Linked DNA regions of Mus musculus: region 1 is linked to region 2. The links are chromatin loops, found by intact Hi-C in ENCODE. Cell type or tissue: left cerebral cortex. All regions are shown on one strand. Links, peaks and the distances in the headings refer to the core of each region. The heading gives the core; the rest is flanking DNA. Region 1 overlaps Tnpo1 (transportin 1). Region 2 overlaps Ptcd2 (pentatricopeptide repeat domain 2).

Region 1 (12,500 bases), core at 1,886-9,885, 480 kb after region 2:
CAGCCTGGTCTACAAAGTGAATTCCAGGACAGCCAGGGCTATACAGAGAAACCCTGTTTTGAAAAACCAAAAAAAAAAAAAAAAAAAAAAAAAAATTGTGATCAACTCTTTGCTATATCTAGTTCACATTGGAAAAAGTTTATACTTTATATCCTTGTTAATGAAATCTTAGCTATCTTATATATAGTCCTTTATAAAGAATTTTTCTGGCATATTTTATTTCTATTTTATATGGTAATTACTTTTACTTTATACTTGGTTACTTTCCAAATAAGAAATGATATACTTGATTCCCAAGTTATCTGCTATTGGAACTGTTAAATAAAACTAAGTTGGTGTTTTGTTTGTTTATTTGTTTTGTTTTTGAGACAGGGTGTCATGTAGCCCTGACTGACCTGGAACTCAGTGTCAAGTAGGCTGGCTTCTGAGAGATTTTCCCCACGTTCTGGGGTTGAAAACATATGTTACTACAGTCCTGGCCCCGGGTAGAACTCAGTCTTAAGTATGACCTCTTATCTGTTTGCTTAAAGTGAGCACATTTTGCCACAGAATTTTAACAATAACCATGGTCTTCTAGAAGCATTGGGTTTAATAGAACATTGTATTTTTTCCACGAAGATAGAAGAATTCTGTAATCACGTGCGGAAAGAAGTATGTTAATAAATTGGCTAATGCTGTCGCAATGTTCATGTTCTCAGGAAAGTGTTCTGCTGCTGCTCTCGATGTTCTCGCAAATGTTTATCGTGATGAGCTTTTGCCGCACATTCTGCCACTTTTGAAAGAATTGCTTTTCCATCATGAATGGGTTGTGAAAGAATCTGGCATCTTGGTTTTAGGAGCAATTGCTGAAGGTACGTCCAGCTTGAATTACAAGGTTTTTGATAGATATTAGTAAGGCCTAGGCTGCTGTGAGGAATTGTGACCCGAGTAGGCTGAGACTTGCCCTAAATTCACGCTTCCTGGCTCTGCTTGCAGTGCCAGATGTGGTACACAGATCACACAGTTGAAAGAGGTGACTGACTCAGAAGCCACCTTAAGGTCAGCTTCTCCTGGGTATAAGTCACAGGCCTCTTCTGGTCCCAGCCAGCGGGTTCAACCATATTTTCTGTGGGTGCTTTTGTTATAGTAAATGAAACTAAAAGAAATCGAATGTTTGAAAGCTATTTCTCTTAAATCACTTTATTCCTCAGGTAAATCTAGAGACTTGATAACACGAGAATGTCATCATCATTTTGATGTCCTGTCTTCACTATAAACATTGTCTCAAAATATTTATAGGTGCTTTGAAAACCAGAAATATCATGGAAAAAAATGGAATGAAATCTTAACCTCCTTTAAGACACCTAGGAACAATTAACTCTGATTTGTTGTTTTTTAATAGCTTGGTATCAACTTTTCTATTTGTAGCCCTGGAAATATACTAAATGTTTCTTAGTGGATGCTGTGTCCTTTCTATATACAGTTGAGTATAGCACGTTTTGAAAGATTGCTGTTCTTTCCTAGGTTGTATGCAAGGCATGATTCCGTACCTGCCCGAGCTCATTCCTCACCTTATTCAGTGCCTTTCTGATAAAAAGGCTCTTGTGCGTTCCATCACCTGCTGGACTCTTAGCCGCTATGCACACTGGGTAGTCAGCCAGCCACCAGATACGTACCTGAAGCCATTAATGACAGAACTGCTGAAGCGTATCCTCGATAGCAACAAGAGAGTACAGGAAGCAGCTTGCAGGTAGGACAGAGCCATAGCACTGTTTGTTATGAACATGAGAGCCTGGTTTCAAACCAGCAGACTTTTATACCACAAACTGCTGCAGTTATGATGAGAAATTGTTTTACTAACGGTTTTACTAAACAAAATGTGTCGTAATCCTTTGCTTTCTTGGTGGATTTTCAAACGAATAACAACATTTTAGATACTTATCCACTACCTTAACTTTGAGATTGAATGGCCTGCAGACTTTTGACACGTCCTCAATGGTGCTGTGCACAATCTTTCAAAACGTGCCAGTACCAGTGGTTGGGCTCTGCTCACATCAGAATTGCTTGTTTTCATTCCTACTGGTTTCTGTTTCTGGGAGCAGGGGAAGAAGATGGGAACTGCAATTAAATTCCTAATTCTTTGAACTGCTTTTACCATTGACCTTTTGTCCATCTAGGGATCAGACCCAATACTTACACATGCTAGGCAAGTGCTTGGCCATTTAGTGCCATCCTAGCTCACCATTGACTAAGTACTCCTGTGTGTGTGTGTGTGTGTGTGTGTGTGTAAATGAAGGGAGGCAAACTGAGGCTAGCATGTGGCTCCATTTGTAGAGTGACTGCATAAAGTCCTGGGCTTTGTCCTCAGAGCCATGTGATTGGACATGGTGATGCATGCCTGTCATGTCAAGACTGAAGGTGAGGATCAGCCTGGGTCATTCTGGGCTACATAGCAAATTTGAGGCTAGTCTAGACTACCAGCTGTAATGGTGCCAGCTTTAGTCTCAAACTTAGGTACAGAGGCAGGTGTCATTCTGTGCTCAAAGCCACAAGGGCTACAAAGTGGTTCAAGGCCAGCCAGAACTACATAATGAGACCCTGTCTTTAAAATTTTAAAAAGGGAGAGGGCAAGCTGGGGAGATGGCTTACAGACACTTACCTGCTCTTGCAGAGGGCCTGGGTTTAGTTCCCAGCAGTACATGTCAGCCTACCCTCTAATTCCATTTCAGGGATTTAGATGCTATGGTTGTCAAGAGCTCCTGTATGCACTCGGTGCCACATAACACAGCCTCAGGCATCTACACATAAAGCAAATAATTTTCAATGAAAAAAAAAATTTTAAACCAAAGTAAGCATGCAGAGTGAGGCAGCAAGGTGCTCATGATGTGACGTGAAAGCATCTGCGAACTGGAGACCATTTATTGTTTTTCCTTTTGTTTGTTTTTCTCATCCTAGTGCCTTCGCTACATTAGAAGAGGAGGCTTGTACAGAGCTCGTCCCTTACCTTGCTTATATACTCGATACCCTCGTCTTCGCCTTCAGTAAATACCAGCATAAGAACCTGCTCATTCTGTACGACGCCATAGGGACACTGGCAGATTCAGTGGGACATCATTTAAACAAGCCAGTAAGGACCTGAGGGTGACTGCTATGGGGACATTACAATAATAAACTGCAATAAATACATAGTGTATATTACAAAGTGAAGTATGAACCGTTAGCGTTTCCACCTTTGAAAATCACTTACGGTTAGTACAGAAATTCAAGTGTCTGGAGGAAAGAGGGTAAAGAAGATGTTATAGTCTGGCTTTGCTCCTTTACTTAGTTCCATGTAAGCACCATTTCATTAACACTGGCATCAAAGCTGCTGCATCTACACACTCTACTTCCTGTTCAGAGTGTACCAGGCAGTAGGAGTCGCCTATATAAAGTGAGAATGGGAATGAGAGATTGAAAATGCTGAATAGCAGTACTGAAGTGTCTTGCTTCTAGTTGTGTAAAACATGAGTGAGGATTTGAAGTCTTAAGAACAAGAGTCAGCTGTCTCTGCTGAATATGAATAATATCTGATAAGACATGTGGTCACTGTAGGAAATGTGTTATCAGTAAGTGTAACTCACTCTTGTTTTAAATTATGCTCAAGATATTGGCTGGTTTGGTTCGTTGAGGAATAGGTCATGTTTTAAAGCCTGTGCCTTTTGTTTAATTAATGTGATGGTATTATAAAGCCACTGCCCGCTCTTCCCACCCCAAAACTGTTTATCGCTTGAAAATAAAACTTGTGATTTGGGCTGGAGAGATGTCTCTGGTTAAGAGCAATGGTTGCTCTTCTAGAGATTCTGAGTTCAATTCCCAGCAACCACATGGTAGCTCACAACTGTCTATAATGTGATCTGATGCCCTCTTCTGGCATGCAGGTATAAACGCAAATAGAGCACTCATATATATTAAATGCATAAATAAATCTTTTTTTTAAAAAGCTTGTGATTGCTGGACAGTGATGGCCGCACGCCTTTAATCCCAGCTCTTGGGAGGCAGAGGTAGGTGGATTTCTGAGTTCAAGGCCAGCCTGATCTACAGGGTGAGTTCCAGGACAGCCAGGGCTGTACAGAGAAATCCTGCCTCAAAAAAACAAAACAAACAAAAAAAAAGCTTGTGATCTAACAAGGTATGGATTATGCTGGGTTTGATGACACACCTAGTATCAGCACTTGAGAGGCAGAAGCAGAGGCAAATGGCTTTGGGGCCAGCTCTGACTACATAGTGAATACCAGGCTAGCCAGGGCTGCATCATAAGACTGTTTGAAAAAGGAAAAGAACAAGTAGTAGATCTTGATGGTCTAAGGTACTTACTGATAACACATTTTCTTTTAAAAAAAATATAGATTACTTTAAATCAGGATCATATGAATTAAAGAGTAAGTCTTAAAATGTAAAAATTTAACACAATTGCTCCAGATGGGTTTTAGTTTTATAGACTCAATGAACATGTTTGCAGATGATAGTGAAGCTTTTTGTTTTTCATTACGGTAAACAGGAATATATTCAGATGCTAATGCCTCCTTTGATCCAGAAATGGAACATGCTGAAGGATGAAGACAAGGATCTTTTCCCTTTGCTTGAGGTACGCTGAGCTGGTGACGTTCAGTTATTCTAACAGTGTCATTCAGTCACAGTCATGGCCTGAACCAGAATGTGTGTGTGTGGTAAAAATATCTGTCTTCACAACAGTTTCTGGTGCGTTGTAGAATAGCACATAACTGCTTTCTGCAGTTTGTTCTTTGACAGTATAATGTATGTTGGTCATATTTAACCCAAATCATCTCTCCCACTTCTAACATTGCAACACCCCACTACCCGCCCGGAGTGCACATGGGCCGGCCTTCCTCCCACTGCCAAGTTCTTTGTTTTATTTTGAGACAAGGTCTCAACATGTAGCCCTGGGTGTCCTGAATGAAACTTCTTATGTACACCGGGCAAATGTAAACTGAGAGGGATCCTCGTTTATGTCTCCTAGGTTCTGGGATTGAAAGGGCACATCACCATATCTTGGTTATGTTCTGTTTTGTTCTTCTTAAATAACCTGTTGACTCTACGCAATGCTGCCTTCCTGTATGGTCATGGGTATGACACCATCTACTAGAGCACGAGCTGCCTATCAGAGGCCACACCCCTAAAGAAAAGCAATTATCCTGTTGTTTGGCAGCCGTCAGTTACCAACTATTGCTGGCCCTCTCAATCCCCTCCCATCTGTTCTATAATATTGACCAGCTTGGTGCTGTGCCATTGTGAGTTCCCGAGGGTATTGGCCGAGTCATATCCAGAAGCCCACATTTCCTAGTGCTCCTCAGCCTCCATCTTCATCTTCCTAACCCCTCTTCCAATGATGTTCATGGAGCTGGGGCTAGCTGAGTATTCAGAAGTCACTCTTAGCTTTTGAATGCTTTCCAATGCAAAACAAGAAGTGTCTCTGTCCAAGGTTAAGGGTGTTAATCTATGACTCCTTAGCCATGAACTTTTGACTACGTTCACAGTACCAACGATGAGTTCTTTCCTGTGGAGCAGGCAGCCTTTGATTATATAGGAGTTGGTTATGGTTACTCTGTTAACCGTCATGTGGCGACTGTACATAGGAACATGCCGGCAGACTCACTTCCTTAAACTCAGAAATCTGCTCTTATGCTCAGGTTACATGTCACGCTTATTACACACAAACTCTACATGTCCTCTCACCTTCTGTACAGTTTAAATCACGTCTAGACTACTTATCATACCTGATACAGTGTGAGGTTACATTTTTCTGATGAATTGACAAATTGACTGTGAATGAGGTTTGAAAGAACCGGTTCATAGTGAGACATTTTTGCTTGCTTTAAAGCACTTATATTCTCTACTGTAATCTAAACCTTAATGTGTGTGCTTGATTCTTTTTAGTGTCTCTCGTCTGTTGCCACAGCCTTGCAGTCTGGCTTCCTTCCATATTGTGAACCTGTATATCAGCGTTGCGTAAACCTAGTTCAGAAGACTCTGGCACAAGCCATGCTAAACAATGCTCAACCAGAACAGTATGAAGCTCCAGATAAAGATTTTATGATTGTGGCTCTTGACTTACTCAGCGGCCTGGCTGAGGGCCTGGGAGGCAACATTGAGCAGCTGGTGGCCCGCAGTAACATCCTGACGCTGATGTACCAGTGCATGCAGGTGAGACCACAGGCGTCTGTGGGTGACTGGGGCCTGCGTCTTCGTTGTTACAAGAAGCTAATTTTTCCTGATTTCTTACAGGATAAAATGCCCGAGGTTCGGCAGAGTTCTTTTGCATTGCTAGGTGACCTGACTAAAGCGTGCTTCCAGCATGTTAAGCCTTGTATAGGTAGGAATGTTTTCTGCTTTGGGTGTGGGGTGTTCTACCTGTTTTAACTGTTTATTTTATATGAAAAAAAGTGCACGTTGTACAGGATTGGGGCAACTATGTCATTTTTTTTTAACATCTACTGAGTTACCACTGTATCTGGGGATGTTTGAATAGTATCAGTTTATAGAGAATGTTCGGTTCTAATTGTTTAATTTATGTAGCATTCACTTATAACAATATGAATTTGCTTTTTTGTTTTGCTTTTTGTCTTAATATGTAGTTCTGCCTGGTCTAGATTGACCTGCCTCCACCTCCCAGCACTGAGATCAAAGGTGTGCACCACCACACCCAGTAGGAATATGCTTTTTGAATCCTAACTATTTCTAGATTTTAAATAATGTCAGTGGCTATATGTTAAGTCATTAAGTTTTGGCTTAATACTCAAAATTATAATACATTGTTATGAGAAGCTGCTTACATAAATGTGTAACAAACATTTTGTGGATACACATTAAGCCTCGTTTCCCTTGTGTTGCTTGGTGTTTATAGACACAAAGACCATGCTATTTTTAAACTCAGTGTTTTTGAACTTGTCTCTTTCTTTCTTATAATGGTTTTCATTTCTAAATGGATCCGAGGTTTTGTCATGAGTTTACAGCCGTTTTTAGTGTGCTGATCCCAACTTTGGTGTCTTTAGCACACACTCCATTTCTCAGTATTTGCCATAAATTAACAGTTAGGTCTAGACGCTAAGCTTCAACTTGATCCCAGGCTTTATAGAGTGGAGGTCTGTGGGTTTATTAGTTTTTGTGAGTTTGTTGTTTGGTTGGTTGGTTTTCCTCAAGTTTTTATAGATGGTTTATGTGCTTGTTTTTATTTAGGAGATTATTTGTATGTGTGTTCCTATGTGTGTGCTGGCATGCATTATTAGACTGTAGACACATCCAAGGAGGCCAAAGGGCATTGTGTCTCCTGTATGTAGCTTGAGTTACATACAATTTGAGCCACCTAATATGGCTGCTGGGAACTGAATCTTGATCCTCTTAGAGAGCAGCAAGTGCTTTTAACCACTGAGCTGTTTTTCTCTCTGGCTCCAGTTCTGTGTGCTTCTTTAGAAGATACTTGGAGAGGAACTGTCCCTCTTTTTGGTAATGTTATCAACCACAGTGGCTATTAAATAGATAGTGGTTCTCAACCTGGATTAGGTTTGCTGTCTATGGAATTGTACAGTACCTGGACATTCTGTTTAACATAGATTTGTATTACTAGGTTAACAGATTTTGTGTGTGTGTGTGTGTGTGTGTGTGCGCGCGTGTGCGCGCTAGCATAGACAGATAGGAAAACATCCAGACACATAAGATTAAAAATAAATGCAGTGGGGAGCTACTACCTGAAGTATATATACTTAGGCCTCATATGAAAGTTCAATAGCCTGATATTACCTCTTGTAGTTTTAAGAAATTATTACCAGCTCCTTTAAAAATATTTATTTGCATACTTTATCAGTTTCAGAATTGACACTATATTATTTGTTTTATGACAAAACTTATTTTAGCTAGGATTTCAGTTTCTATCTAGATTTCCCTTAAAAGTAAGAAGTCTGCTGTTGACATGTATATACTACATAGCTTTATTTTATTATTTTGTTCTTGTTTTTCTTAGCTGATTTCATGCCAATATTGGGAACCAATCTAAATCCAGAGTTTATTTCAGTCTGCAACAATGCCACCTGGGCGATTGGGGAAATATCAATCCAAATGGGTGAGAGTATTTTCTTTTTAGCTGTATGCCTTAATCATTTTTTTTAAAGATTTATTTATTATATGTAAGTACACTGTAGCTGTCTACAGACACACCGGAAGAGGGCGTCAGATCTCATTACAGATGGTTGTGAGCTACCATGTGGTTGCTGGGATTTGAACTCAGGACCTTCAGAAGTGCAGTCGGTGCTCTTAAGCACTGAGCCATCTCGCCAGCCCTGCCTTAATCATTTTTGTCACTGTTCTGTTATTGTTTTTTATTATTATTATTATTATTATTATTATTATTATTTCTTTTTATTTATTTATTTTTAGTTTCTGAGCATTGGGAGGGAGAGAGAGGGTAAGAGAAGACTGACTGACTTGTTCCCAGTTATAAGGTTAGCCAAGCGTTGGTGGTGGTGTCTGACAGTTTCTCTTGCTCTTTCTGCTCTCCCCGTGGTGTGATAGGTATAGAGATGCAGCCCTACATCCCTATGGTGTTGCACCAGCTTGTGGAGATCATTAACAGACCCAACACCCCAAAGACGCTGTTGGAGAACACAGGTACCACGTAACTGAAGTGGTGAAGGGAAAATGATTGGCTTCGTAACTGTAAACTGAGATGCATAGAGAAACCGAAACAAAGCTAGCTTTGCAAACCCAGCTGTTACTGTTTGCTGTGTATTTAAATTCTTGAGAATGATGTCTTAGTTTAGCTATGTTCCATAGCCAGTTTACAGAAAAATACATTTTTCTACAAATTCTCATTTAGTCTTCTCTAAAATGTATTTTTGCTAAGATACAGTAAATATAAAAAGCAATAAGATCAATTGTTGAGTCAATAATTTATAAATGGCCAAAAATAGATTATAGTTCAGCAACTGATTGGCTAAAAATGGCATATGTGTTTTGTATTTCATCCTAAAATCTTTTTAAACCAGGAACTTAAGTGGCTCCTGGTGGGGTTTTTCTTCAGAGGCTTGTTTCTCTCGTGCATTTATAGAAAGCATGTTGGTGTTAAAGAATGCCTTCCATACAATAGCACATGTAGGGTTATTCCATCCTTTTCCCTCCACCCTCTCCAACTGTTGCTAATTAATATTTAAGTTTCATTTTTGTTCAGGGACATTTCTTTATATATTGAGGTAATATTCTAGTAGTTTCTTCATAGTTAATGTGAGTCCTCCCATTATAACTGGATGGAGATTAAAATAAGGTTTTCTAAATATGAAAGTTTTCAGGCATTTTAATTTTATACTTTTAAATTACACAGTTTACCCTCAAGTAACTAAAGTTTATAATGCTTATTGCTATGGAAGGAAATCTTAATTATGGAACAGTTATCTGACTGATTGGCTGTATGGGTACTGTTTAGTTCAAAGTAAATTACATTTTCTTTTTGAAAAGTTTAACAGTTTATGTTTAGGGTAGTTTTGAAATCTTGGCAGATATTTATCTTCCTAGAAAGCAGTACCTGTATATGACATTCAGAATGGAAATACTTGGCTATTATAAAAATATTGTTGAACCTAAAGAAAAGTTTCTATTTATCTTTTAATGTGAATGCATAACTGCAAATAAATGTTGAGTGTAATGTATGCTGAAGTTTCTTGTGGGATATCAGCTGGTGGATGTCTTCATATTTCCTTTAACAAATTGGCTTTATCAAGATTATGCTCTGGCATGATCACACTCAAGTAGTGATAAAATAGCTGATGGTGCCATACAAGCTGAGGCTGAATCAGGATGCAAAGCACTCCGGATTGGCTGAGTTACTTTGCCACAAGTGGCTACATAAATTACTGCCTTCTTCATTCCTTGCCCACAACAATGGGTTTTAAACTATAAAGTCAACATACATTTTAGCAACTTAAGCACCATATCCTCGCTATTTATTCCGAGGTCAATTCCTTAGTGTGTTGTATTTGTTTTTCCAACTCGTATATCCTACACTGAACTTTTTCAATGGACCATCATCTGCTCTCTCGCATGTCTCATTGGATTGTTCATACCTGCCTGTTTAATGAGAATGTTGCATAGTTCGTGTCTTTTGAACATAGGTTTTCTTTCTCTTGCTTCATATGAATCTGCTGAATTTTAGTATTATCTGTGTAGTTTGCTTCAAGTAATCCTTAAACATTTTTCTTTACCCCCAACCCCACCCTTTTTTTATAAAAGGTTAACCTGTAAGTTTTTGAGAGAACACCATTAAAGCACCTCATAGTTTGTTTTCTGTTTGTATTTTACCCGTTGTGTATAAATGTATTTACATGTATGTACCCTTGAATTGCAAGATGCAGTTCTGAGTTGCAGCTGTTTTAGCTTTTTGTTCATTTCAGGAATTCCTTAATTTTGATGGAGAGTGCCCACTTCAATTTAAAAAAAAAATCAGATAATGTACTATGGTATTATCTGTTTTGTATCAGGCCTTTTATAGGCCTTTTCCCCTATAGTCCATACCACCTGTCATTACAGTGAACTATGTAAATTTATTTCCGTTACTGTGCTTTTATCTTGTATGTGGTTAGAAGCTAGTGTATTGTTACCCATGTTATCAGAGGATAGTCAGAATGGAATCTGATACACTGGAGCAATTTTCAGTTTTTGATTCAGTAGACACCATGGTACTTAATGTCTGACAACTGATTTTTGACACAAGCAACAAAGTCCCATTAGTTTGAGAAAAGTTAACTTAAAAGCTACCAAAATTTGGGTTAATATCCCTAGGTGATTTTTAAAGGTTGTAATCACTTACAAAAAGTTGAAGTTTTGAACTAATACGCTACAGAGATTGATGTTTGAATAAACTATTGATAAATGCAATCACATTTCCTGATAATTCCTGGGGAAAGATTTCCTCTGCGATGAATGCTGACTGACTTTGAATGAAGACCCTCTAAGCCGCTCACTTAATAGCTCAGCTCTTACCATACTTGATATTTAGGTGAGCGAGAAAAACACTTGATGGTTTTTGGTGTTCTCTCAATCTTTAGTTACTTTAATTCCTTTTGTTTTCCTTTTCCAAGAGTATGCATATATATGTTGCTGCCCCTTCCATCAGGGGGTGGTAGTAACCAGCACTGGTGAGATCTTATGTTTATTATCATACACAAATTCTGTTGGTTTCTGTTTCTGAGTTATTTGTTGTTTTTTCTTTATTTTTTCTCCTTCCCCCTCATTTGCTCATGTCTTGGTTGGCGTTTGGTGGTGTATAACCGTGATTGCGTTACCTTAGCAATAACAATTGGTCGTCTTGGTTACGTTTGTCCTCAAGAGGTGGCCCCCATGCTACAGCAGTTTATAAGACCCTGGTGTGTATTATTCAATCTTTTTTTTTTAATTCATTTTTCTTCACTCTTTCTTTCTCTATCTCACTTTTAGATATATTTTCAGTTGGTTACAAAAATCACAATCCTTAATCATTGCCAACCATGTGACTAATCTTGTCCTATCAGGTTTGTGAGGTTTTTCAGTAGTATCGTCATGTATATTTATTTTATGTTGTGGCTAACAACTAATGGATGCATGGGATAAGATTGTCACATGCTTGCTGTGTTTAAAAGCTTGATTATACATAAAAGCAGTTAAATATCCACCAAAAAAATTAAGATGCATGCAAATTTTTATAAATTTAGGTTCTTGCATTACATTTCTTTTAGAATTAATTTGGAAACTTGGATTGCATTAAATACATGTTTAAATTTGTTATGTATAAAATCTTATTTGCTTGTTAATGTCAGAGTTAAAACATCTACACCCTAAGTGTATAGTGATAGTTTATATTGTGACAGTATAGCCTGTGTTCTGCTTCTTTCAATCGATAATCTTTAAACTCAAATCATTTTTAGTAGTGTTTAATGGAATACAAGACATAAAACAATTTTTAAAAATAATTTGGTAATATATTCTCTTTGTCTCAGTCTGATTGACAGTTTATGTAAGAAAGACTAGTTGTCTATTTTTATAGATTCACTGTTAACAATATTGAGATGAGACGAGTCATAAATATAGGAATATGAGAAACTTTTCTGAAAGTTAAGCTTTCTGAAAATGTAGTATAACCATTATCTTTTGTGATGCCTATTCCATTAAATACTGTCTATTAGCATTGTGTTGAATATGCTTTTTACTTTAAATACTAAATTCAATTCTGTAATTCAATAGGTGTACCTCTCTGAGAAACATAAGAGACAATGAAGAAAAAGATTCAGCATTCCGTGGGATTTGTACCATGATCAGTGTGAATCCCAGTGGCGTAATCCAAGTAAGGTGTTCACAGGGCTTTGCTTTCAGTGGGCGATATGCTAAATAATAAATTTTTAAAGGGTATAGATAGATGTTCAGGCTTTAATTACGTTTATTGTGTATGGACACGCATGTGCAGTGGCACATGTGTGGAAGTCGGGACAACTGTAGAAGTTGGTTCT
Region 2 (12,500 bases), core at 1,650-9,649:
ATTTTACATGTTATTACCCTAAAGCCTGCAAATACCTGTAAGAATAACACAACGATAAAAACTCTGAGTGTTCTTTCTGCTTTTACATTCACCGCCACATCCAAGTGTGACTACAGTCCTTCACTGATCTCATGACACAACGACACAACCTAGTTGCTTTTCTTTGCCACTCTTGCGAGCAGCTGGGCAGGTTGGAAGGTCTAACCAACCTGTTGACTGTCTTCCTGAGGCCTGCAGCTGGCACCGGGAAGGGAGGGCCTGAGCTAAAACAGAAGCTCATCTTTATTGAGCCACAGTGGGGTAATAACTTCATCTCCTCATAACTTGCACCAGTGCTGTTGAGTTTATGAGGCGATTTTAGATCCTCCCATTTACTGCTGTTGACTTCATTTTGAACGTGGACATCAAACCAGGGGAACTTTTGCTTTCTGTTTTTAATCTGGCACACGTTCCTCATTTACTGAAATATTTATAGATTTCACGTTAAATAATAGCTAACAGGAAACAGTTGTCACGTGCTGAGCCAACCTTATCCAGTTCTCACAAAACTATGCGAGTTCCTCTCTCTACAGATGAGGGATGAAGCTCCAAATGGTTGGCTTTCTTACAGAGTCCATAAGCAGAAGGGCTGGGTTTGAACCTTCACACGGAAGGAGCCAAAAGTCCTTAGTCACTGTCCTCTTCTGTCTTAGTAACTCAGTTCTCAAGTAGAATAAGGAAGCAGGGCCAGTATCTACCACCACTGTATTTGACTGTGTGTATGCTTGCTTACACCCCAGCCCTAATGCCACCCCAGCTTTCCTCTGTTGTTTCAGCAGAAGGAGAAATGCATGGTGGGGCCCATTCTAAGGAGCCCCTGCTGCCTGTGCTCCTGGCCCAGCAGGTAGTTGCTTAATCTAGGAGATAATCACAGTGTGTATTTTACTTCGTTATTTCGCAGAGTGAGTTAGAGTTGGCCTCTAACCAAACTTTGTTTCAATGCCCAGTATATTAAACTCTGCAATTCCTGATTTTATTCAAATCCTATTTCTCCCAACCAGAGAGTTCTTTATTGTGCTCCCAGCATCTAGTAGAGTGCATACTATGGTCTGTGTCTGTCCTTGTGGGGGGGTGTGGTATGTGTGATATATATCGTGTGTGTGTGTGTGTGTGTGTGTGTGTGTGTGTGTGTGTGTGTGTTTGTGTGTGTGTTCGTGTCCATGTATGTATACGTGGGCATGTGAGGGTGCATATACATGGCTAGAGATCACAGTCAACTATCTTCCTCAGTCGCCCTAACCCTTGTCTTTTGCAACTAGGTGTCACTGAACCCAGAGCTCAGTGATTGGCTCTGCTGGCCGTCCTGTAAGCACTGAGAATCCTGACTGTATCCGAGATGCAGATGCAGGAGCCTGGCTTTTCCGTGGTGCTGAGGACCCCAGACTTGGGTGCTTCTCTTGCTAGCTGAGATCTACTCATCCCGAGTCTGTTTTTGCCATACCCCATCTTTTTGCTCATAGACTAATCTTGATTACCAGGTACCATGCAGAAAACAAGAATTTCACTTTGGGGGAATACAAGTTCGGACCAGTTTTCATGAGGCTGTGCTACGAGCTGGACCTGGAGGACTCTGCAGTGGAGCTCGTCAGAGACAAGGTTATTTACTGTTTCTCAGTCCCTTCCCCTGCTCAGGTGATCTGGTCTTCTCAGTTGTTAGAAGACACATCCTTTCATTACATATTCTTTTTCCTAGGTAAGACTTTCAGGCTGAATAAATAAGCTTTCTGTGTTTCAAGTGTTTCCTTAGAGTTAGCTCACAGGGAGGTTTACAGGCATCTTTGGAGGCATAGCCCTACCGGGTACAGAAGCTGGTGGTCTAGTACATAGCTACCTTGGATGTGTGTGGTTACCTGGGACATGTGTCCTGTCTCGGGAGTTACGACTAGCCATTGATTTCTTATCCTGCATCTGTACACTCTCTTGTCGTCATTTTTTTTTTAATTTTTTTTTTTTTACTAAAGTCTGTATTTATAAGTGGTCAAGTCTTAAGATGCTTTTATATATTTTGTTTTTCTTTCTCTAAATCAAAATGTAATTCCGCACACCGTAAGGATAACTCAGTGGATACGAGTACTTCCCAAGTAAGCCTGAGGACCAGAGTTCAATCTGTGGAACCCACTAAATGTGGAGGGGAGAATCTAGTCCTCACAGTTGTCCTCTGACCTCCATGCATGCACCATGGCACCTGCAGTCGCACATACGCACACAATAGAAATAGATACATCTTATTAACATTTGTAGCTTCTAATAATAATAATAACAATAACAGTTATTATTATCATTATTTGGAGAACAGCTGCTCATCAGATGTGATTATTATTTCTACCTTAGAGAGGGTAAGACTGAATTAGAAACATTATAAATTCATCCATGGCCGGAGACACTGCTAGCTTGGGCTAGTGCCCACCGTGTACAGATTAGCGTGTTTAGGAACTCCGGAGTGAATCTTGGCGTGACTCACTCCTCTTTTGAACTTACTCTATTCTGTACTGTTGGAATGTGCCCTAGGCTTTTTATCTGACACAAGTAACCCAGGCTGCTCTCTAATTTGTAATCCTCCTGCCTCGGCCTTCTGAATGGGGTGACTCAGATAATTTACACTATAGTTGCCCTTCTTTAAGAACACCATCCATTAGGAAGGTGGGCATCACGTATTAGCAAGTAGAGAAAAGGTAGTTTAAGGCAAGTTTCAATGATTGCTCTTGCTGTTCTCTACTTTAAAAAAGAAAGAAAGGAATAGGGCATACTCAGGGGGAAGCGCTTGAACAGAGCCTGGGCTTGCCTCCCAAGCCCACGGTTTCAGAAAGTACAGCATGGCGGTATGCACTTACAGTCATAACACCAGGGAAGAGGAGGCCTGGATTCTTGGGGTTCGTTGGCCAACCAGCCCAGCCTACTTGTGTGTTCCAAGCCAGTGAGAGACAAAAGCGGCCATGGCACCTGAACAATGATATCCAAGGTGGCCTTCTCATGCACTGACGTACACAGGCACCCGTACCCACACGCACACATCACATGCTGGTATGTGTGAGCTAAACAGTGATGTCTAAGGTTGTTCTCTGACTTTCACATGTACTGGCATATGTGTGCACCCATACCCACACGCACACATCACATGCTGGTATGTGTGAACTAAACAACCAAACAGTGATGTCTAAGGTTGTTCTCTGGCTTTTACATATACTGGCATATGTGTGCACCATGATTACATGCTAGTATGTGTGTATTAAAATCTGGAAAGTAAACTATGTCTTTAGGGTTAGAATTATTAAAATCTCACTTTTCATTTAATTGGTATTCTTTTAACATTTTAAATAAATATTTTAATGTTACAACTAAAAGAAAATTAAAATTTTCTTCATTATAAGTCAAAGGTATGATGATGACAGTAAAATCAAAATGCAGGTAATTTTTTAAGCCTCGGATACAGAAACCCCACGTGTAGGAAGGCGCCTGCTGTAGAGAGGAGTGAACTGAAGAGTGAGGCCTTGCCAACCCTGCTTCTGTGACAGTGCTTTCTCCATCCCGTGTCTCTTACTCCTGTCCGTGTTCCGGTCATTGTGCACCACTGCCCCCGTGGTGGCTGAGACTCTGGCTTTATTTCTCACAGTCCTCTGGCTCTGTGTTCACTGCCTGCCTGACTTGTACCTAAGCTCTCCTAAACTACAACCCAGCCAGCATTTATAGCAGACTTCGTTTCCTTAGTCTCAGCATCAAGAGTCTATGTGGTAGGCTGACCAAGCCCCCTCCGCCACTCAACAGGTTCTCCAGCAGGGGAGTGAGGATTAAAAAGAAAAAGGGCATTTAGACAGCATTGTAGCGTAACTTCAGTCCGTTCTGAGACTGAAGGCAAATTTAATTTTCCAATCCACTTTCTATACCATTTTAATTACATGCAAGTATTTTGGGCAAGCAGTAGAATAAGGAACTAACAAAGCAGCAATCGAAGTCCTAGATTACTCCCAAGACAGTTGTTTAAAAGGGCTTGTCATAAAGACCAAATACTTGAGCCCACTTCCTTGTCCAAGGCCAAAATCTTGCCTGAAGCCTACTTCTTTTGTTGCACCCTGAGACTAAAATTCCTGCCTTACCCTACTTCCCTATTACAGCCTGAAGTTAAATTCTTGCTGAAACTTACTTCTTTATCATGCCCTAATGCCAGATTCCTGCCTGAACTTACATCCCAGTCATGGCCAATGTCAGATTCCTGCCTGAAGCCCATTTGCTTGTCCTTGGCCAGTGTCAGACTCCTGTCAAGCGGTACCCCAGAAGGTTTTCCAAAGTAGGCCCTCAAAAAAAAAAAAAAAAATACAGGAAACAACATTTGAATATCATGTAAAATGCTGTGATGTAAGAGAATTGAACTATTATGAAACAGCGGTAATGGCAACATAATTTATTCTTTAAAAATTATGACAAGAAGAAATCTTAAGTTTGTTAAGTGATAAATGTTACTTAATTTAGCTATTCTGATATGTGTGGATTTTAAAACCAAATATAATAAATACAGAGGTGGTTTTGTTATTAAGATAAATAAAAGTTAAAAACAATGTTATGAACTACCGTTTTAGCAGACTTTTTTCTTTTCTTTTCTTTTCTTTTCTTTTCTTTTCTTTTCTTTTCTTTTTTTTTTTTTTGGTTTCCCGAGACAGGGTTTCTCTGTGTAGCCCTAGCTGTCCTGGAACTCACTCTGTAGACCAGGCTGGCCTCGAACTCAGAAATCCGCCTGCCTCTGCCTCCCAAGTGCTGGGATTAAAGGCGTGCGCCATCACGCCCGGCCTGTGAGACATTCTTGTCTTCAGTCTAAAACCTGCTCTGCCGTGACACTGCTAGTCGGTGCAGGCTCACGGCTACCTTCCTGATTCTTCATTACTCACAAAACAGTTTTCATGCTTCTTGTCCAGGACATCCATTCCCAAAGCTGTAACAGTGCTCAGCAGTTAAGCTTTAAAAACACTTTTTTTGTTGTTTTTTGTTTTGTTTTTCAAGACAGGGTTTCTCTAAAAACTCCTCTATATACCGGACTACTAGAGAATTCAGGAAGCTACAGAGTAAAACATGTAGAAGTAAGTAAGATACAGGCCCTGCATAGTAAGTGGCCCATGCGTTTACTCCAGCGCAAGGGACACAGAGGTCGGTGGCTCTCTGTGAGTTTGAGGCCATCCAGTGATCTGCATGATGAGTTACAGGGCAGCCAGTGCTACCTACTGAGACCTGGTCTCAAACAGACACAGCATGTGACGTCCCTTAGTAGTTTTAACTGTTGACCACACTGTATTGTTTCTCTTCTAGCATCTACAAGGCTTCTTCCTAGATTCAACGTCATTCAATATTTTGATGGATATGTTATTTACCAAAGGCAAATATGAACGTAAGTATTACATACAGTCTGAGGTTATGGAAAAACTCCCCCGGAATAGCAGCTCGGGTGGGAAGCGCCTTAGAGGTGACCTTAGATTCCTGTTGAGGAGCCCCAGTGTGACCTCACTCCTGAAGTTTGAAAACATCTCTCTGTGTGTGGTGGCTGACGAGAACCACCCCAGATTATCTGAAACCTTAGCAAGTTTCTGTGCGTTCTTCCTACCTGATCTGGCTCCGTGCTATTTGACTTTGAGGAAGGGCTTTCATCATGTTAAAATCTGCTCTCTGGTAGGTGGTGCTGAACTGATTAGAATTTTGGCCACTGCCAGGAGGTGCTTTTAACTGCTGGCCGCTCTTTCCTTCATTGCAGGTGCACTTCAAGTGTTGATCGAAATGAAAAACCAAGATGTGAGGTTCAGCAAAGAAACCTACATCCTCGCTTTTGCAATCTGCTACAAACTGGTAAGAGCGTTTCCCTAACCCTCTGGGCGCTGGGCATTGAGGAGGATCTGAGAGTGAATTTATTCTCCCCCTCCCCCCTTTCTTTCTCTGGTTCCTTTAAAATCTACTTTCCATCTGGCACAAATACTTCAATTTTAAATTAGATCTTGAAAACAAGAGACAAGTCCCTGCTGGGCTCCAGAATCTCTGCTCGGTTAGACTATTCTAGATCAGGCCCTGCTCCCCTCTGGAAATCATCCCATCCTTCTGGGGTGAGCTCTACATGTGATTGCCGTCATGTGTTCTTTCTATGTATGGGCGTTTCACACAAGTGCCTATCTGTGCACTGCATGCATGCCTGGTGCCTGTGGAAGTCAGAAGAGGGTATCTGACCTTCCGAAACTAAACTTGCAGGTGGTTATGAACCATGATGTGAGTGCTGGGAGTTAACCCCTATCCTCTACCAGTCAGTGCTCTTAACCACTTAGCCATCTCCTAAGCCCTGCTACCACGTAGTCTCGATTTGTTCTGCTAAGCCTTTGTAAATCTTTAAGCCATTCTTAGCTATAGGTCTGAAGGCTAGTTTACTGCCCTCAGGATGAGGTCATCCTTCCCAGTCATACAGCACTACCATGGGTCATTCCAAACGGTGACTCCCAGGTAGGACCCTGCCCAGGCAGGCTTCCCTGGGTGTGTGAACTACAGAGAATTCAGTTCTGCTTAAGAAGCCAGAGGATGTTCTTCCTGGGTTGTATCCAAGAGGAACTTATTTCATTAAGTGGAGACAAGTTGGGAAACAGAGCTGCTGAGATTTCCCGTCACCCCTGGCAACTGCCTCATATACAATTCAGACTTTGTTTGGAGGATTGAGCCTTGAGTCTCACAGACTCACAGAAGTGGAGCTGGAGCTGCCATTGTAAAACCACCGCTGTGGTGGCCCGGGTCCCTGAGCCTGGGGCTAGGTTTACCTCACTGACCTGCTGATAGGTGCACCGCTGGTTGATGCATCACTGAGGGGTGGGGCTAGGTTTACATACTGTCCTGCTGATTGGAGCCTTACTGAGAGGGCAGGGCTAGGTTTGCATCACTGACAGACTGTGAGTGCATCACTTGGAGAGTGGTTGGTACATCACTTTCTCCAATTTAAAAGTAAGATGTTCTTTTTTTAGATGTATCTATTTTATGTGTGTGGGTATTTTACCTGCATGTAAGGATGTGCACCATCCGTGTGCCTGATGCTGGCGGAGGTCAGAAGAGGGCATCAGATTCCCTGGAACTGGAGTTATAGACAGTTGTGAGCCACTATATGTATGCTGGGAACTCAACCTAGATCCTCTGTAAGAGCAACAAGTGCTCCTAACTGCTGAGCCAGCTCTTCAACCCCCTTGAATATATATAAATAAATATGCTTCTATTTTTATGGGATTCTTTTGTAACGTATGTTAGATTAGTATTAATATTTTCAAATAGTTGGCTTATCTAGAGATTTTCAAGTTGGAAATCCCCCCAAAGGAAAGTCCCCTATGTTACAGAGCAGTATAGTGCTAGTTAATTAATACTGGGCTAACTGCGTTGTGGGGCTTATGCCTAGAAACTAGCCCACTGCTAAACAAGGAAACTTAGATGTTTATGAGTGGTAACTGCTCTGCAGTAAGCTGAACACTAAAAATTAGAGTTGAACGGCTACCATACAGATAGCCTAGTTTATTTGCAAAAAGCCTCTGTATAGCTTTTTTTTTTTCTTTTTGAAATTATAATAGAGAGATGGCTCAGAGGTTCATAGCACTAACTACTCTTCCAGAGGTTCTGAGTTCAATTCCCAGCAACCACATGGTGACTCACAACCATCTGTAATGGGATCTAATGCCCTCTTCTGGTGTCTGAAGACAGCTACTGTGTACTCATATACATAAAATAAATGCATCTTTTAAAAAATAATAATATAATTATATCATTTCTTCTTCCTTTTCCTCCCGCTAAGCTCTCTGCTATACCCCTTTCAAATTCATAGCTTTTTTTCACCAATTGTCACATACATATATGTGTATGTATGTACATGTGTATTCCTCAATACAACCTGGTCAGCCTGTGTAGTGTTACTTGTATGCTGACCATTTGGTATCGGAGAGCCAGTTAATGTGCTCTTACCTGGGGAAGACAATTTCTCCCACTCTGAGTGTCTGTCCCTTAGTTGCATAAGTTCTTTGTGTAGGGTTGAAGCCTGTGGTCTTTCCTTAGTCCACACTGTCATGTCTTCAGAGTGTAATTTTTCAAGTGTCATCAGGTAGGCTCTGGGAAATTATTACAGAAGAGCTGAAATACTGAATGCTCTCAGTCATCAGGGCACCTGAAGGCTCATGGTACTGACTGAGAGTTCTCATCTTCTCACAGAATACCCTGGAATCGCTTAAAATCTGTACTACGTTAAGAGAAGAAGCCCTAATTAAGGGAGACATTATCTGCAGGAGAGCATACTGTTTTGTAGTGGCATTAGCTCTGAATAAGGTAAGACCTTGGGGCAGAAGAGACATAAGTGGACTGGCAGTGGGTAGGACATTATTGCTTTCTTTTGTTCTTGTTCTTCTTTTTTTTTTTTCCCCTCCTAACTGTACTGTAAGGAAGTGCTATCATGAAAGCAGTGGCTTCTTTGCCACAGCAGTTCTCAGCTATATCTGTGTCTGTAAATAACGTTTTCACTTGGAACTGAACCCCAGCATGCATTCTTTTTAGAATGGTGGGCCACCATCTTCTGGAGCATGAAAGAAGGAAGCTGCAGTCCAAGGGGAATATCTTTGCTACAGTGAAGACGTCACATGCCTTCTGTGCAGGGTTCCTAGAGGGCATTTTAAGTTAGTTCTCTCCAAAGTGCAGATGAATAAGGACTCCGGGGTCAGGCCTTGTTAGTTAGATAGCTCCGTCTGCTGTTACTTAGTTGAAGCCTTAGCATTCCCTTAGCCCGTCATCCCCTCACTGACAGACGAAGCAACCAAGGCCCAGAAAGACAGTGAAACTCTGATTGGTCTCAGTGAGGGACACAGTGCTGGGACACCTGCTGTCTTAAAGAGCCCACTTCTGAGATTAGCACATTTGCTATGTGGAAAATGGAAGGCTTATGATATAAAATTGTAACCAAACTAAGTTATTACCTAGCCAGTAAGGCTGAGGAGCTCTTACTTAAGACTAATTAGAATAGGAACTTAGGACCTCAAAGGTGATTGTTTCCTTAATGCTGGGGAAGGCTTATGAGGATACACTCCTACTGGGCACCAATTGGGCATGATCACTTCTGGCTTACCAGCATCCATGTCTGTCCAAGGAAGTTGTTTCATGTCTTCCTACTCTGCTGGGGGCTGAGGCACAGGGACCAAAGTCCCGTGTGAGGCACATGTCCCCAGTCTTTTCATAGCTCTTTGCTCTTAGGAAGCAAAAGCCATCCCTGTGGGAGCTCACATAGAGCCTCCTGTCATCGTGACTCTGAGTGGAGTGCTGTGCAGGACTCTCCATGGTCGTAGTTGCCGCTTTGCCCTAACCTCAACCTTCTCTGGTAGTGTCAGCGCTTTTGCTTTTGTCTCTGTTCATTTTGGTCGAGTTTGCATTGGTGCGCTGGTACCTTTCAGTCATTCCGTTTGAAGTCTTTCTGAATCCTTTTGGTTTATGTGTATCTCTTATGTGTTGCAGAACTTCAACTTGGCTTTGTAATAGGACATTATTCTTTCCTAACATACTTATATTCATATGACATGCGTGAGCTTAGTGGAATTTTATTTGATGCCTTACGTTTTTATAACTTAAAATATTTTCTGGCATGTGGTTTTCATTGGTTTGTACTGCTATGACTACCCTACTAGTCACTCTTAAGATGAAGTTAGAATTTATGAATGAAGCAGACAGACAAGTGCTGGAAGAAGGGCAGTGCCTTGTACTGATTCTCTGGACGGAGTACAGTGTTTTTCTGTAGGTGGTTTGCTCAGATTGTAGATAACTGGGTGTCAGCCAGGGAGGCAACTTGGTGGGAGGCTCTCTCTTGTGTCCCCTGTATGTCCTTACTAGCTACTCTGCCTCACTAACTCAAAGGCCCTGAGAAACCATGTACACCTTACCTTTTACCTTGAATTTTGGCAAGTTGGGTGGAAATGCTGCTCTGAACGAGGCTTAGCACAGCCTCAGCTTGCCTCAGGTCACCGTTGCAGGTCTTCCCTGTCCCATGTCTTCTCTGCTGGCCACTCCAAAGCCATGTTGTTACTTAGTTTTCTCAATCTAATTCCTGTGACAGCAGCTGCTGATGGTGAAGTTGACGTGTTTTCTTTCTTCATCTCCTTCATGGAATTTTAGTGGCTACAATACCTTTATTGGTATTTGCTTTTCTTGTAAATATGCCCAGTTTATTGGCTTTAAGGAGGAAATAGAGTGGCTTTAAGGAGGAAATAGAGGCGAAGAGATGGACCTTTGAAATCGTGCTCTTCTGTGCCGTTGTGTAGCGATTCCTTCCTTCCCAGGTGAGTAGTTCTCCTCCCACACTGTTCTGTGGTCCCAGCTGTAGGACCAGCTGTTTTATTGCCGTTAGTTACCATGGCGTGCTGTTCTCCCAGCTCTCTCTGCTTTGCCTGCAACGTGTCTATATGTGGAGTTCTTCAAACAAACTACAGAACCTGAGTTCTCGGTGGCTTAAGTTGTTTTATTGCAGTTTTGCCAGACTTAGCATTTTGAGATGGCCCTTGCTTTCCTTGAGTTTTTTGTTTTATTTTTGAGCCCTGGTCTTCTGTTACACATCTTGCCCGCTGCTGTGAAGTCTGCCCAATTTCATTTTACGGCTGACAGACGTGAACTTGTTCTTGTTCCTCATTTTGTCCTCTGTCTCCATGAGCACAGCCTCTTCCTGGAGTCCCCTCCACTGATTATTCTCTCGGTTTGTTTGCTATGTCCTTTTTCCCTCTTCTACTTTCAAAACTCTTTCTTTACACGGTCCTTTCTCTGGTTCTCTTTTGATTACTCATCACTCAAAACTGAATATCTTTTAGAAACCATTGGCAGGGAAGTGACATCCGTGGGACAGAAACACGGGAGTCCTAGTGTAGACAGGCAGCCTTTCCTTTGTGTAACAACTCCGCACTGTAACCTGTGGTCCTGCTGGTGATGCCCACACTTGTTTTCCTGATCTGTGGCTACCTCTCTGCTGCCTCCCACAAATACAACTTAGCCATGAACCTGCTCCTCCTCCCATCTGTGCCTCCTTAGGGATCCGTATTTGCCCCTTACAAGTCGCAAAGTCCCAGTCACTGTGGGAAGGCACTTAGGTCATGGAGTTTAGGTTGTACTGGTGGAGTCCCTTTCTGTAACGTGCAGGTCCTCTGCCTGCGTCTTCCTCAGCCTTGCTGAGCTCCACCTCCAAGGGTTCTGACAGTGTGCCGCTTCTTCAGGGATTTGAAGCATCACTGTTCTCATTATACCAATGATGAGGCTTGCTTTGTTTTCTTCAGAGCTGGCTCCAGTAGGAGAAGGGAGAATGCCAGTTTAATGCCTCCATCTTAAAACGTAGGCTCAGAGAGACTGCTAAAATATAGGGCGCCATGTCGCTGGGTAAAACTCTATAGTGTTTGTTTAATTTTGATTATTACAAAACTCCCATTGTTAGTTTAAACCCATGAGGCCCGTGTGTAGGAGCCCCTGCTTTCTTAGGTGACCTGCAGGGGACAGAGTGACAGTGTATGCTTTGGAGTATGACTTTTTGTCATTTTTCTTTCCAGAACCAGTTGAAAAACGCTGTGTCCATTTTTTCTCAAATCGTGAATCCAGAAAGCATAGTGTGTATTAACTTAAATGTAAGTGATTTCCTTATAGTTGGTGAGTTGAGATGTGGTCAAATACCTACTGTTTTTGTCTGTGCAGTGACCTGATTGCCCAGTGTCGTCATTCTGGTCAGAACAATAGTCGTTTACCAAGCTCCATTCTGGGAAGAACCACTCCTGTGACAGAAGTCATCACCACAGGGCTTCCAGGAGTTTATGAAGGGTGTGTGTGTGAGTGCATGTGTGTTTGTGTGTGTGTGCCTGTGTTTGTGTGTGTGTGTGTGTTTGTGTGTATGTGTGCCTGTGTTTGTGTGTATGTGTGTGTGTGCGTGTGTGCGTGTGCCTGTGTTTGTGTGTGTGTGTGTGCGTGCGTGTGTGTGTGTGTGCGTGCGTGTGTGTGTGTATGTGTGCCTGTGTTTGTGTGTATGTGTGTGTGTGCGTGTGTGCGTGTGCGTGTGTGTGCGCGTGTGTGTGTGTGTGTGTGTGTGCGTGTGTGTGTGTGCGTGCGTGTGTGCGCGCGTTGAACGTGTGAGACACATGTGAGAAGGCTGTAGATTAAGAAGGCATGGCTGGACCTACACAGTTCTTTCCCAGGCCCTGGATGAAGCCTGTGCTAATTGCATCCCGTCTGTGACAGCTAACTCGTGGCACGCCTGTGACTGGTATGCTAGTTTGCTTGCTGTGCAGTCAGTAGGCATGGAGGAGACATTATCTATTTAATTCCTGTCACACTATCAGCCTGATGAGGGACATCTACCCAGTGGCTTATCTGGGCTTCTGTGCCACCTGTGTGGGGCCTTATTAGGGACTGTACTCATCCAGCAAAGACATGAAACATTTGAGCAGGAAATGACAATTTTTCTCCCAGAACTC

Evidence for each region. Hi-C counts contacts between places; a loop is a spot of excess contacts. Peaks named below come from ENCODE experiments on the same cell type or tissue, not always from the same donor. Only the 100,000 strongest peaks of a DNase experiment are listed, where the experiment ranks them.
Region 1: it touches region 2 in a loop (5-fold over the local background); 10 of 42 quality-filtered maps call a loop at or near these places.

What each region holds. Positions count from the first base shown.
Region 1 is chr13:98,848,992-98,861,491 of GRCm38, reverse strand. Tnpo1 (transportin 1) reads left to right here. Exons shown (of 24, transcript NM_178716.3): 12 at 699-851; 13 at 1,504-1,729; 14 at 2,935-3,106; 15 at 4,517-4,603; 16 at 5,914-6,180; 17 at 6,262-6,349; 18 at 7,994-8,092; 19 at 8,542-8,637; 20 at 11,309-11,384; 21 at 12,238-12,337. Among named protein-coding and RNA genes, the nearest start is that of Gm34995, 39 kb to the right of the region's middle. In left cerebral cortex, for the core only: no CTCF peak of the experiment used is centred there; a DNase peak (open chromatin) is centred at 6,048; H3K27ac peaks cover 625 bases.
Region 2 is chr13:99,325,798-99,338,297 of GRCm38, reverse strand. It overlaps Ptcd2 (pentatricopeptide repeat domain 2), which reads left to right. Exons shown (of 10, transcript NM_026873.2): 4 at 1,518-1,635; 5 at 5,332-5,410; 6 at 5,771-5,862; 7 at 8,233-8,346; 8 at 11,586-11,660. Among named protein-coding and RNA genes, the nearest start is that of Ptcd2, 13 kb to the left of the region's middle. In left cerebral cortex, for the core only: no CTCF peak of the experiment used is centred there; no DNase peak of the experiment used is centred there.